Linked DNA regions of Homo sapiens: region 2 is linked to region 1. A link is a contact called in ENCODE POLR2A ChIA-PET data. All regions are on one chromosome and are shown on one strand. The core of a region is the stretch at or near the end of the contact, and the rest is flanking DNA. Distances in the headings are between cores, read along the strand shown. Region 1 overlaps RABL6 (RAB, member RAS oncogene family like 6). Region 2 holds the start of DPH7 (diphthamide biosynthesis 7).

Evidence for each region. ChIA-PET counts read pairs that join two places held with the same protein, here RNA polymerase II (POLR2A).
Region 2: POLR2A ChIA-PET joins it to region 1 with 10 read pairs in OCI-LY7. The contact joins the promoter of DPH7 here to the enhancer-like site in region 1. POLR2A ChIA-PET finds 5 or more read pairs at or near these places in 3 of 52 experiments (OCI-LY7, activated CD8-positive, alpha-beta memory T cell and activated naive CD4-positive, alpha-beta T cell).

The regions. Positions count from the first base shown.
Region 1 is chr9:136,817,167-136,824,399 of GRCh38, reverse strand. RABL6 (RAB, member RAS oncogene family like 6) reads right to left here. Exons shown (of 15, transcript NM_024718.5): 2 at 741-875. Among named protein-coding and RNA genes, the nearest start is that of MIR4292, 10 kb to the left of the region's middle. RefSeq lists an enhancer at 1,221-2,109. Within about 2 kb of position 3,344, at least 2 of the 41 ENCODE cell types and tissues checked have a DNase peak (open chromatin) inside an H3K27ac peak, as active enhancers do.
Region 2 is chr9:137,575,954-137,583,186 of GRCh38, reverse strand. DPH7 (diphthamide biosynthesis 7) reads left to right here and starts at 4,262. Exons shown (of 9, transcript NM_138778.5): 1 at 4,262-4,562; 2 at 5,584-5,717; 3 at 7,020-7,107. The coding sequence starts at 4,410. It overlaps ZMYND19 (zinc finger MYND-type containing 19), which reads left to right. Exons shown (of 6, transcript NM_138462.3): 5 at 24-204; 6 at 501-1,106. The coding sequence ends at 644. RefSeq lists enhancers at 3,857-3,916, 3,011-3,982, 6,717-7,233 and a silencer at 4,167-4,576.

The sequences.
Region 1 (7,233 bases), core at 2,095-4,594:
GAGATCTCACCACTGCATTCCAGTCTGGGCGACAGTGAGACTCTGTCTCAAAAAAAAAAAAAAAAAAAAAAAACCCAACCAAACCAAAAAACAAACGAACAAACAAACAAAAAAACCAGCCCCAAGGCTTTTTGCTGTCACGATTCTGAACACACAGGGCAGCTGCTCTGCCTCCCACAGCAGGAGCCTCGCCACAGCTGTCACCTCCCCCACCTTCCCGCATCTACCCAGGCCCAGCCCACCCACACCCAATTGAGACCTGGGGGAGGGGTCTATCCCACCATCAAGCCCACCTCACTGAACCTTTTAGTGACACGAACTTTCCACAAGGGCAAGGCTCAAACAAAGGTCTTATTACTGTTTCTGGTGGTGGAGAAGATGTCGGGCTGGGGCCCAAGAAAAAATACCATGTGCACCAAGAGGGTGCAGGCAAGGGAATGCTCCTCGGAATGTACCTCTTTTCAGCCCCCGAGGCGCCCGCGTGCCCACTCACCTGCGGCCAACGCTGCCCCAAGCTGAGCCTCCCAGGTCAGTGGGGCTTCATGAAGCTCACTCAGGCAGCAGGGTGATCCACCCCAAAAGAGCCCCAGAGTTCACGCCAGGGCCCCCACGTCAGCAGGGTCCCTCACAGACAAGAACTCTTCGGGGAGACCCCCTCTGGGGAATGCATCTCCCAGGAACCAGGGCTGAGGGAGGAGAAGCCTGGAGCCCGAACCCACTGGGGCACCCACCACACTTACTCTTGTAGCTCCAGTGGATGCTGGTGACCTGGATCTCCTGTGTGGGGATGTACTCCTCCACGAACGGCCGGCCCTGCAGGCGGTGCCACAGCGCTGTCTTGCCCGTGTTCCTGTCTCCCCGGATCACTATCTTCACTGGGGACGGGAAGAGAAAAAGAAAAGGCAAATTAAACGAACCGAACCCAAGCTGCAGCTTTAAGAGCAACTACAAGGAGAGCCGGTTCTGCTGCCACCTGTTTCATCTTTCTTGCTAGAATCAGACCAGGTGACCGGCAGGCAGGGGAGGAAGACGATGGGTGGGTACCATGGCAACCTCTCCCATCAGGAGGACACCTGGCAGCACACAGAGCATCAACGGCGAACCGGGCCCAGGGGGCAGCTTTCTACTTGGAGCCAGGTCAGGCTTTCTACTTGGAGGACGTGGTTCTGCCCTAGAGCCCACCCCTGGGACCCCTGGTGACCCTCAGGGTCAGGGCCCACCACCTGAGGAGCTCTCCACAGCACCCCAGGCTTCTGCGGATTGCTCCTAACCAGGTTTTCTGCAGCCCTGGAGTCTTTTTTTTTTTTTTTTTGAGACGGAGTCTCGCTTTTTTGCCCAGGCCGTACTGCAGTGGTGCTATCTCGGCTCACTGCAAGCTCCACCTCCCGGGTTCACGCCATTCTCCTGTCTCAGCCTCCCGAGTAGCTGGGACTACAGGCGCCCGCCACCATGTCCAGCTAATTTTTTGTATTTTTAGTAGAGACGGGGTTTCACCGTGTTAGCCAGGGTGGTCTCGATCTCCTGACCTCGTGATCCGCCCGCCTTGGCCTCCCAAAGTGCTGGGATTACAGACGTGAGCCACTGCGAGCCCTGGCGTCTTCAGTGCACAATTCTGCAGAACGCGGGGCCTGCATCCCAGCTCACGCACAACGCGTGTGTGCCGGGTAGCCCCGGGCCTGGGCCTGCTTGCTCCGGGGCTGGGTTGGAGAGGCCACTGCCCAGCTTGTTTTGAAAATGTGATGGGGGAGGGAGGGCAGCTGGGAGGGGAGCACGGACTTAGCAAAGGCGGGAGGTGGCTCAGAACGGGTGGAGATGGGGATGGACCTGGCACCCGACTGGACTAAGAACACCCAGCCTGCGGAGGTGCTGGAAGAACAGGATCGAGAATGACCGAGAAGCTGTGCGGACGCAGCAGCCAGCACTGAGACAGCTGCCCTCGGACCTGGGCAGACCCCGAGAGCTTCTCACACAGGCCTTGGTGAACCCACCACAGGCACGGGGGAGAGAGAAGCCCTGGCCGTCCTCCACGTTTCCAGGAGGGGAGAGCCAGGGAAGCCAGGGAAGGGAGCCGGGTTGGTGGGGAGCAGAGGCAACCAAGGAGCAGGTCTGCAGGCTCCTCCCACTTCCCCAGGTCTCGGGCCTCCCGCCCGCTCCCCCATCTGTGTCAGGTCTGCAGCCTCCTCTCACTCCCGCAACGCCCCCCCCAGGTTTTCTGTCAGGGGGACCCCAAGCTCCCAACGCAGAGGGCGCCCGGCCTCGAAGCTCTGAGGGACCCTGGGCTGTCCCTGTGCCCCACCCGGCTCCTCTCTCCTGGCCCAGTCCCCTCCCTCTACCTCAAGGCACCTGTTCCCACAGTCATTTCTTCTCCCCTGAAGCTTGTTCATTTCCTCGCCCATCCTAGGTACCTCAACGCGCCAACTTTCAACGCCTCTGGTCATATCTCGGCGCCGGCCAGCGCTGCGGCAAAACCTCCAGAGGGGACCCAGGCGCCCTCACGGCCACGGTGGCGGCCGCACCGGCTGGGGGCAGCCAGGAGGCTCCGCGCTTCTCCCGGCCGAGCCCACCCCGCGGAAGGCTGGGCCCTCGTTCCCCTCCCTCTCCCGCGGAGAACTTGGAGAACAGAGGCCGCCTGCAGCGCCCTCCAGCCCGGCGGCCCGGCCTGTGGAGAGCACAGCAGCCCCAAGCGGAGCCGCAGGCGCTCAGCGCAGCCAGGAGGGAGCCAGGCCCCAGCGCGGCGGGAGGCCCGAGACGGGCCGCGGCGCCCTCCCTCCTCCGGCCCGAGGCAGGAACCCGGGCGCGGCCCACAGCTCTGGGCTCAGTCGGGCGGCCGCCGTCCCCCCCAGATGAGCAGCAGCCCGGGCTCGCAGAGACTGCCCGGGCCGCGCACGCATAGCCTCGCTGGGCCCGCGAGAGAACGGCGGCGCCATCCACGTCCGTCCCGCGGCCCCGAGGTCCACGGCCTGAGCGGCGGCCCTGCCTCCCCGCCCCGGCACCGCTCAGGCGGCCCACGCGCTGTGCTTCCCGGTGGTTTCCACATGCGGTGGTCCCGTCTCCGGGTCTTTCCCGGGAGTGGGGCGTTAGCAACGCGGAGAGCGCAGAGACGGTCACAGCGACCGCCCGTTTTCCCGCGGCCAGAACCAACGCGCTGACGTCCCTTGGTCCCCGCATCTCGGCTCCTCAACCCTACGGGACAGAACCCACTTCCTTCATTTTGTAAAAATGGCACATGCTCTTTGTAAGGAACTTAAACAAGGCAGACAAGCACAAGAACCAATGTTAACAAAGCCTCCCAATGCCACTGCCGGAAACCAGCCCTCATGAACGCGGGGAGCTCATTCCAGGCATCTGGCCAGTTTGGCTTCTGCAGAACGTCGGAGAGTTGGGGTCACACAGAATAATTTCTCTCACTCAGCGATACGCACTTAAGGCTCATGCAGGCCTCTCCACGGCTTGAGAACATCTTTTCAGGACTAAATAATGTTCCACCATCTGGATGCACGGAGTTGATCCATTCATCTACTGAAGGACGTCTTGGCCGCACTTTTCCTTGAATTTCCATTGATATTTTTCTCTTTTCGTAATATATATTATTCGGATACTGCAACACCCACACTCAGCCTCTGTTTATTTTTTTCATATCATTTACCAGCTGTCATTTTGCTGTGAGATTTTCCCTTTATTTTCTAAACCTTCCTTTGATTTTATTTTTGCTTTTTAAAAATTATTATTGGCCGGGCACGGTGGCTCACGCCTCTAATCCCAGCACTTTGGGAGGCCGAGGCGGGCGGATCACCTGAGCTCAGGAGTTCGAGACCAGCCTGGACAACATGGAGAAACCCCGTATCTACTAAAAATACAAAATTAGCCGGGTGTGGTGGTGGACACCTGTAATCCCAGCTACTCAGGAGGCTGAGGCAGGAGAATTGCTTAACCCCAGGAGGTGGAGGTTGCAGTGAGCCAAGATCACACCACTGCACTCCAGCCTGGGCAACAGAACAGAACCGTCTCAAAAAAAACAACAAAATTATTTTTACAAACAGGGTCTCACTGTCACCCAGGCTAGAGCCAGCACAGTGGCACCATCCTAGCTCACTGCAGCCTCAATCTCCTGGGCTCAAGTGATCCTCCCACCTTAGCCTCCCAAGTAGCTCAGACTACAGACATCTGCCAGCTAATTTTTTTTTTTTTTTTTTTTTTTTGGAAGATGGAGTCTCACTCTGCCGCACAGGCTGGAGTGCAGTGGTGTGATCTCAGCTAACTGCAACCTCCACCTACTGGATTCCAGTGATTCTCCCATCTCAGCCTCCCAAGTAGCTGGGACTACAGGCGCAAGCCGCCATGCCTAATTTTCTGTATTTTAGTAGAGACAGGGGTTCACCATTTTGCCCGGGCTGGTCTCAAACTCCTGAGCTCAGGCAATCCGCCCATCTTGGCCTCCTAAAGTGCTAGGATTACAGATGTGAGCCACCACCCCATGCCTAGTTTTTTTACTATTTTTTTCTTAGAGACAGGGTCTTGCTTTTTGCCCAAGCTGGTCTCGACCTCCTGGGCTCAAGCAATCCTCCTGCCTTGGCCTCCCAAAGTGCTGGGATTACAGGTATAAGCCACGGCACCAGTGAGGATGGTCCACTTTAATCAATGTTCCTTGAGCCTTCAGGTCCAGAGACTTTCTCTGAGCCTGCGGTAACCCTTCACATTTCTACCCGCTCTCTTTCATTTTGAAGTATATTCTGCATATGGCATCACTGTCGCTGTAGCACTAGGACTATAGCTAGAGCAGCTTTCTTATGGTTAATGTTTACCTAGTGTCTTGTTTCCAACTCCTAACTTTCAACCTTTCGACACCATTATGTTTTGGATGTGTCTCTTATACACCACATAGCCAAATTAAAGAAAAAAAAATTCCTCGAATCTCACATTCTTTCGAGCTGGTGAGTTCTGTTTACTGACAACTGCTGCTGCCATGTTATTTTATGATTTTTAGTTACAGCTCTGGTTCCCTTGCCCCTCCCCCAGCCTTCTATGCCTTTGATTAAAGCTGGACAAGGTGGTTTTCTTTTTTTTTTTTTTTTTTTCTTGAGACGGAGTCTCGTTCTGCTGCCCAGGCTGGAGTGCAGTGGCACCATCTCGGCTCACTGCAAGCTCCGCCTCCCGGGTTCACGCCATTCTCCTGCCTCAGCCTCCCGAGTAGCTGGGACTACAGGCGCCCGCCACCACGCCCGGCTAATTTTTTGTATTTTTATTAGAGACGGGGTTTCACCATGTTAGCCAGGATGGTCTCGATCTCCTGACCTCGTGATCCACTCGCCTTGGCCTCCCAAAGTGCTGGGATTACAGGCGTGAGCCACCGCGCCCGGCCTGGACAAGGTGGTTTTCAGAAAGTATTCTTTCTACCTGGTATTTATTTGGAAGATTTGCAACCTGTTTCTACACTTTGGGAACCCTTAAGTTTTCAACACTCACATCTGCTGCAGTGAAGTCTGAAGTTAACACTTCTTCTTAATAATAATATAGAGATCTGAACGCCTTGACTGTCCAGCTTCACCCTGGGCTGTGTTACTTCTGGTAGTTTCTTCTTTTATATACCCTATATAAATCATGATCACCACTGATTAACATAACCAACGCTTATTCCTTTTCTTTCCTTTTTTTTTTTTGATTAAGTCTCACTCTGTTGCCCAAGCTGGAATGCAATGATGCAGTCTTGGCTCACTGCAACCTCCACCTCCCGGGTTCAAGTGATTCTCCTGTCTCAGCCTCTCGAGTAGCTGAGACTACAGGTACGCACCACCATGCCTGGCTAATTTTTGTATTTTTTTTAGTAGAGATGGGGTCTCACTATGTTGGCCAGGCTGGTCGTGAACTCCTGACCTCGTGATCCACCCACCTTGGCCTCCCAAAGTGTTGGGATTACAGGTGTGAGCCACCGCACCTGACCCACCAACACTTATTTCATTTTCACCACATATTTACCAGTTTCTTTGCTTACCTTTGGTTTTTTTTTTTTTTTTTTTTTTTTTTTTTTTTTTTTTTTTTTGAGACAGAGTCTGGTTTTGTTGCCCAGGCTGGAGTGCAGTGGTGGGATCTCGGCTCACTGCAAGCTCCGTCTCCTGGGTTCACGCCATTCTCCTGCCTCAGCCTCCTAAGTAGCTGGGACTACAGGCGCCCGCCACCACGCCCGTCTAATTTTTTGTATTTTTAGTAGAGACGAGGTTTCACTGTGTTAGCCAGGATGGTCTTGATCTCCTGACCTCGTGATCTGCCCGCCTCGGCCTCCCAAAGTGCTGGGATTACAGGCGTGAGCCACTGTGCCCGTCATTTTTTTTTTTTTTTTTTTTGAGATGGAGTCTTGTTCTGTTGCCCAGGCTGGAGTGCAGCGGCGCGATCTCAGCTCATTCCAACTTGTGCCTCCCGGGTTCACACGATTCTTGTGCCTCGGCCTCCTGAGTAGCTGGGATTACAGGCGCCTGCCCTCATGCCCGGCTAATTTTTGTGTTTTCAGTAGAGACAGCGTTTCACCATGTTGGCCAGGCTGGACTCAAACTCCTGACCTCAAGTGATCCACCTGCCTCAGCCTCGCAAAGTGCTGGAATTAGAAGTGTGAGCCAGCACCCGGCCCCCTTTGCTTTTTGAAATCCACTCCTGTGTTTCGAGCTCAACTCCACCTCTCTGAAGAATAACCTTCAGTATTTATTTCTAAAAGAGCCTTTGCACAGTGAGCCTCAAGCTTCGGCAGAAGTGGAGCCAGTCACACGGCTCTCAAGTGCTCATCAGACAGAGACCTCAGCCCACGTCGGCCTCCCCTCAGCCCACGTCGGCCTCCCCACAGCCCACGTCGGCCTCCCCTCAGCCCACGTCGGCCTCCCCACAGCCCACGTCGGCCTCCCCTCAGCCCACGTCGGCCTCCCCTCAGCCACAGGTTTGCTGCGAGCTGGTCACCAGTCCACTGCATGCTCCTCTCAGGGAAGTCTTTTTGTTCTGGTTGCATCTAAGATGTTTACTTTTTAATGTTTTGAAAATTTCCAATGATGTATCTAGCTGTGGATGTTTTTAAACTCTGGACTTCTTGGAGTTTCCTGTATTTCATGAACTCTGGAAAGTCCTCAGTCTTCCCTTTCTCCTTTCTTGCTCTCTTCTCCTTCTGGAACTTGTACTGGACATGGGCTGGCATCGCCTCCTCCCTGGGCCGCACATCTCTTCCCAACACTGCTCCTCTCTTCAGCTGAGTTAGTG
Region 2 (7,233 bases), core at 3,013-5,512, 760 kb before region 1:
AAGTGTCTGCTTCTTTCTTTAAGGGAGCAAAGCTTGTATTGGCTTGCAATTCAGCAGCTGCCTACAGACCCTATAGAAGAACAGTTTCCTGTCCTAAATGTGACCCGGTATTATAATGCCAACGGGGATGTAGTGGAAGAGGAGGAGAACTCTTGCACCTACTATGAGTGCCACTACCCTCCCTGCACAGTGATTGAGAAGCAGGTGGGTGTGCTGCAGTGCGGTCGCGTCCCTGGCACCTCTACCCTGTAGCCCAGCCTTGGTTTGGGATCTTGCCCTCCACCGCGGGGTCCCATTCCCCAGAGACCGCTTAGCACCTCTTGGGCTTTTCCACCAGAGTGGTCTCCCTTTGCCCTTGTGCTGGCCTGACCAGGGCCCAGGCCCTCCAGCCTTGGTACGTGGTGTTTTGCTGGGTCCGTCAGATTGTCCGTAAGACGCAGCCTTTGCCCCACACTGCGTCCCAGGCATGATGGTGAAGCCACAGGTGTTCTGTATTTCAGCTCCGGGAGTTCAACATCTGTGGGCGCTGCCAGGTGGCCCGGTACTGCGGCTCCCAGTGCCAGCAGAAGGACTGGCCTGCCCACAAGAAGCACTGTCGGGAGAGGAAGCGTCCCTTCCAGCATGAGCTTGAGCCAGAGCGATGACGGGCAGGGGAGCCACACATACTCACAGCCCCCGGGCTCTACCCTGGGCACAGCAGAGACAGACTGGTGGTTGAACCTGGAGGTGCCAAAAAAGCCAGCTGCGGGCCCAGGACAGCTGCCGTGAGACTCCCGATGTCACAGGCAGTCTGTGTGGTTACAGCGCCCCTCAGTGTTCATCTCCAGCAGAGACAACGGAGGAGGCTCCCACCAGGACGGTTCTCATTATTTATATGTTAATATGTTTGTAAACTCATGTACAGTTTTTTTTGGGGGGGAGGCAATGGGAAGGGTAGAAATTACAAATAGAATCATTTGCTGTAATCCTTAAATGGCAAACGGTCAGGCCACGTGACTAAAAACTGTCCTGTTGTCGAAGCTTCTCCCCTGGGCCGCCGGGAGCCCCGTGGAGCGCGGCCTGCACGGGAGTTGTGTCCACAAAGGCAAAGTAAAGGGGTGGAATCATCTGGCCTCTCGGACATTCTCTGCTCCGCCTCCCTCTTGTGCTGCTTAGGGTGAGGTCATTTTGAGTGGAGCCGAGTCCTTGTGGGTGAGGCAGGAGGACCCTTGTTCCTGGTGGGCCCTTCTGAGGAGCGGGTGAGCTCAGACCTTCCTGAGTCCAGCAGGGAGTATGAGTGAGACTCTGTCCTTGTCTTGCGGCAGGAGTGGTGGGGTTGCTAAGTCAGCTGCCCGCTGTTTTATGGGGAGTAGGATGCTCTCGCCCCTGACATTGGTTAGTTCTTGCCTGATTTATGCATGAAGTGGCTGGGAGCTCAGCAGTGAGCTTCTGCCCAGAAGAATCCACAGGGCATGTTCAGCAGGCCTGCTGCAGATGGTGGAGGGGGCTGGCCAGCCAGGGTGAGGTGAGGGTCTCACTTCTCCGTCCGTCTGCAGGGCTGTGGTTTCCAGGATAGCCCTCCCTCTCCTTGGGGAGCCCCAGGTGTCTGGGGCTGGTCAGCATCTTGTACCCATAGAGCTGCCCCAGGGAAACATGCCAGGCTGTGTGGCTGGGATCCTGCCTGTCTCCAGGTGCGCCCAGCCAGAGGCCTTGCTTCTTGGGAGCTGGAAGCCTGGCCAGTCCGACTCTGACCTGTCTGGTCTGGTCCGGTCCGACCCTGTGTTGGTCCCACAGGTTGCTGCTACACTTTCCCTTCTTGAAGCTCCACTGCCATGTTCCAGGACACCCTGTGTGTTCTCATTGCTGCCCCTGGCTGGGCTGGCTTTTGTCTGTAAGCAAAACTTCCAGTACCTTTTCTGGCAGTACCCTGGGGGCTCCTGAAGAACAGGACTGCTGAAAATGGGTGATATCAACAAACTCCGCAGGATTTCCTGGAGCTTAGAGAACTGCATGTGCCCACATCAGGCCCTGAGAAGCCCCCTTAGCTGCTGCAAAGGTTGGGGACATTTTTTGCTGAGTAGGTGAAAGCTGCCAGGGAGGGGGACATATGTGTCCCTAGAGATGGCGGGTCAGCAGGTTGGGGTTTGGGGCAGTCTTCAGGCCTGGAGCCCCGAGTGCCCTCAGGCAGCCTGCTTTCAGATAGAGTCTGAGGATGAGCACGGAGTGCAGGGGTCCCCTTTACCTGCATCCAGGGGTGTGGCCATGTTGCCCCTGACCAGCAGGGCTGCTTTGTTTGGCAGTCATTCATCAGAAAAGTGCACTGAAAGAAGCGCCCAGGGCCTCCCACCTGTGAGACACCACGCTGGGGAAGGGGGCGGTGCAGGTTCTAGGTTTGCATGTGGCAGCTCCTCCAGGCCTCACCCCAGCAGGTGGCACCGTGAGGGTGGGACGGGCCCCACCACTGCTTCCCTCTCACCTGATACCCAATCCTCTGGTCATCTTTCCCGTTCCGTGGCCCCGACTTCTTGGTCTTCGTAGCCAGGTATCTAAGACGTCCTGTGAGGACATCCAGATGGCTGCAATGTGGGGCTGCTTCTAAAGCTTGTTTGGAGTGTGGTGTGTTGGGATGCGCACCTGGTCACTCTCCCTCCCCCGCAGAGGTGTGTGGTTGAGGCCCTTTTGGAATGCCCTGCTGCCTTCCTGGCCAGCCTTTTCTGCGCCTCTGTCTCTGTGGTGGTCTGAGCTGTTGGCTCTCTGCCATGTCTTTAGCCACAGCCCTGCTTGAAGCCCTGAGGCTGAATACCCAGGCACCCGTATATTTCAGTCAAGTCCGCCTTAGCTTCCTGGAGCTGCCGCAACAAAGCAGCGCGAGCTGTGCAGCCTGAAGCAGCGGGAATTCACAGTCTAGGCTCTGGAGGCCGGAGTCTCAGATGAAGGCGCAGGCAAGGGCCCTCAGGTGCGGACGCCTCCTCCCTGCCAGGTGCCTTGCCTGCCTCCCTGTGCTCTGCACAGCAATGGCCCTGCAAGTCTTCTGCATCAGCTTTCTCTTCTGCGGACTCCTGCTCCTCTGGGTCAGGGCCCACGCCTGCTGCTTCTGAGAGCCCCTGTTTGTTAAGGATGCTCTCTGAGGTGCTGGGGTCTTCAGTCCATTGTTTTTTGGGGGGCACAGTTCAACCTGTAACGGCCCAAGGGGTTCTTCCTGCCCGCTGCACACATTCAGACCGTGGATTGCAATAAAGAAAAAAAGTTTAGGGCCGGGCGCAGTGGCTCACACCTGTAACCCCAGCACTTTGGGAGGCCGAGGCGGGTGGATCACGAGGTCAGAAGATCGAGACCATCCTGGCTAACACGGTGAAACCCCGTCTCTACTAAAAATACAAAAAATTAGCTGGGCGTGGTGATGCGCGCCTGTAGTCCCAGCTACTGGGGAGGCTGAGGCAGGAGAATGGCTTAAACCCGGGAGGCGGAGCTTGCAGTGAACTGAGATCGCGCCACTGCACTCCAGCCTGGGTGACAGAGCAAGACTCCGTCTCAAAAAAAAAAAACAAAAAAATTAATAGACACGGGCCGGCCAGGCCACATGTGAGATGGAGTTCGTCCTCAGATCATCTTGTCCAAAGCTCCTAGGTTAGGGGTTTTTTCAAAGGCAGTTTTGGGGGAGGGGGGCGGCGGCCAGGCGACTGGTGCTGATAATCATAGGGGTCGGAGCCGTCCACCTGCTGAGCCGCTTCTGGGGGGTCCTGATGCAGCCACGGGTGTCAGACAAGCAAAGACCCTGGAAGGCGGTCTCTGAGGGGCAGCTCCGCCATGGCGGGTTCACAGGAGGCAGGCAGAGCGCGCCTGCGGCCTCGGGGTGCTGGGCTTAGTGGGGCGCGGGCTCCTCATCAGCTTTACGAAGGCGTTGATTCCGGGGCAAGGCCTGTCATGGAAACTGCAGCCTAAATGTTAAGTCAGCGCGGCCCGATGGCCAGGAGTAACCGGGAGGGCGCCACGGGGTGCGCTACCGCAGCTCGCTGTTGGGGTTTTTCTCAGTGATAGAAATTTTGCAGAGGCGGCTTCAAACCTACGGCTCTGTCACTAACTTGCCGTCTCCAAACCTGCTTTGTGGAGGAGCGGATTTCCCGAAGCCTTCGGTCTCTACGGCCCCGCAGGGAGCAGCGCGTCTGACGCCTGAAGCCCGCCGCGGTCAGCCGGCCGACAGGGGGCGTGGGAGCCTGGCTTCCCAGGGGCGTCCACGGAGGCCAAGGCCCTGCCGGATGTCCCGCCCCGGCACCCCGGAAGGAGTCGCGAGAGAGGCGGCCCGCGCTGACGGTGTCCCTGGGGCTCTGCGCTCGTCCGGCCGGCCCCGGCCTCGCCGCCCCGCGCAGTACCCAGCCCGGCCCCGCCGACCCGCCTCTACTGCCGGCTCCGCGCCCTTCCCCGAGGGCTGGATGATGGGCTGTTTCGCCCTGCAAACGGTGGACACCGAGCTGACCGCGGACTCGGTGGAGTGGTGCCCGCTGCAAGGCTGCAGGCACCTGCTGGCGTGCGGGACCTACCAGCTGCGGCGGCCGGAGGACCGGCCTGCCGGCCCCCAGAACAAGGTGCGCGCGCCGCGGCTTCGGGAGGGGAGGGCGGGGCCGGCCACGAGGTTGAGGCCGAAAGGCGCACCGAATCGCCCAGGAGATGAAGAGGGGATATTGGCCCTTTGGCCAGGAGGTAGGCTGGAAACAGTTTAGAATCTTTTTAAAAAAATTGTTCTCGGCCGGGCGCAGTGGCTCACGCCTGTAATCCCAGCACTTTGGGAGGCCGAGGCGGACGGATCACGAGGTCAGGAGATCGAGACCATCCTGGCTAACATGGTGAAACCCCGTCTCTACTAAAAAAATACAAAACAATTAGCCGGGCGTGGTGGCGGCGCCTGTAGTCCCAGCCACTCGGGAGGCTGAGGCAGGAGAATGGCGTGAACCCGGGAGGCAGAGCTTGCAGTGAGCCGAGATCGCACCACTGCATTCCAGCCTGGGCGATACAGCAAGACTACATCTCAAAAAAAAGAAATTACTTTTTTCTGAGACAAGGTCTTGCACTGTCACCCAGGCTGGAGTGCAGCCTCGGACTCCAGGGCTCAGGGCATCCTCCCGCCTCAACCCCCTGAGTAGCTGGCACCACAGGCACGAGCCACCGCCCCCGGCCAACTTTAAAATCTTGAGAGCAGAACGTCTTCTATATACAGGTGTGGCCCAAGGGAATGGGTGGAATGTACAGTAAAGAGAAAGTGGGAATTATATCTTAACTTCTGGTGGGTACATATTAGGATCCAAATTGGGCACTGGAACAACAGGCGTAAGTCAGGACTGTCCCAGGCAAACTGGGTTCTGTGGTTACCCTAGCCATAGCTGGTCCCTGTTGGCCGGTTTAGAAGGAGCCTTCTCTACTGGGTCCAGGAGTGTTCACCTACTCATTAATAGACGTTTCTCCAGCTCAGAAAACCAGAGGTTCTCCTTCCAGGCAGAATTCCACTCCTTTAGTCATGGCAAACCTTTGAGTTCCTTGGATCCCTTTTCCCATCCTTTGGGTTCCTTCGTGTCTTGGGATAATCAGAGACTACCTCTGCATTTTTTGTAGGGTGGAATGGAAGTTAAGGAGCCTCAGGTCCGTTTAGGCCGTCTCTTCCTGTACAGTTTCAATGACAACAACTCTATTCACCCTCTGGTCGAGGTCCAAAGAAAAGATACTTCTGCAATCCTGGACATGAAATGGTATAACTGTGATAATCCCACTGGGTGTAGAATTTGTCATGAGTAGCAATCAGGGAAGCCTGATGCCTGATGCCTTCAACAAGACAGGCATTGCATCTCAACTTTGGATTTGTTTCTTTGCTGTCCCGCCTATCTTCCACCTGGGGAGTGCTTTACCTGGGGCTTATTTCCTTTGTCATGTTCCAGCCGGGGAAGTGATGGGAGTTTTCTGACTTCATAACCTGGGGCGTCTTTTGTTTGAGAACACAGTTGTAGGCTCTAGCCCACTTTTGGAGCTGAGATTTAAATGCAGTGGTGTGTGGCATAATTATGTTTTGGTCAACAATGGAGCACGTATACCATGGTGGTGCCTTAACGTAATGGAGATGCCCTATACAGGTGTACCAGTTTTTATCCTTTTTAATTTTTTTTTTTTTGAGGCAGGGTTTTGTTCCGTTGCCCAGGCTGGAATGCAGTCACGTGATCATAGCTCACTGCAGCCTTGAACTCCTGGGCTCAAGCAATTCTCTGTCTCAGCCTCTCGAGTAGCTGAGACTTCAGACTTCAGGTAGATGCCACCATGCCTCTTTTTTTTTTTTTTGAGACGGAGTCTCGCTCTGTCGCCCGGGCTAGAGTGCAGTGGCGCGGTCTCGGCTCACTGCAAGCTCCGCCTCCTGAGTTCACGCCATTCTCCTGCGTCAGCCTCCCTAAGAGCTCGGTCTACAGGCGCCCGCCACCACACCCGGCTTATTTTTTTGTATTTTTAGTAGAGACGTGGTTTCACCATGTTATTAGGATGGTCTTGATCTCCTGACCTCGTGATCCACCCGCCTCAGCCTCCCAACGTGCTGGGATTACAGGCGTGAGCCACGACGCCTGGCCTTACCACACCTCATTTTTGTTTGTTTGTTAGTTTGTAGAAACAGGGTCTTGCTATGTTGCTCAGGCTGGTTTCGAACTCCTTACCTCAAGTCATCCTCCTACCTCAGCTTCCCAAAGTGTTGGGGTTACAAGTGTGAGCCACCATGCCCGGCCACCTGTTTTTTATCCTTTATATTGTATTCTTACTGTATCTTTTCTATGTTTAGATATACAACCACTTCCTGTTGTGTCACACTTGCCTGCAGTAACATGCTGTAAGGTTTGTGGCATAGGAGCAGTGGGCCATACCATATAATCAAGGTGTGTAGTAGGATGTCCCAGCTGGGTTTGCGTGGACTGCAGCCCCGTTGTTAAGGGAAGCGTGACTGTGGTTACCGGGACGCACAGTGCACGCCTGTGCTCCGGGCACATTGGTGTGCTTATGGTGGGCCCTCTCCTCAGGTGTCACATCCCGGTGGCTGGACATGCCCTCTTGGGCTTGGCAGATGCCAGTGGATCCATACAACTGCTCCGCCTGGTGGAATCTGAGGTCAGTGACTTGCACTTGTTCTGTGGGGCAGAAGGGACCTGAATAGAGAGGGTTGGGGAGGAGGCTGTGCTGATACAGACATTTTTCTAAAACGATCTCTCTTCAATGGTGAGCTATATATAAACG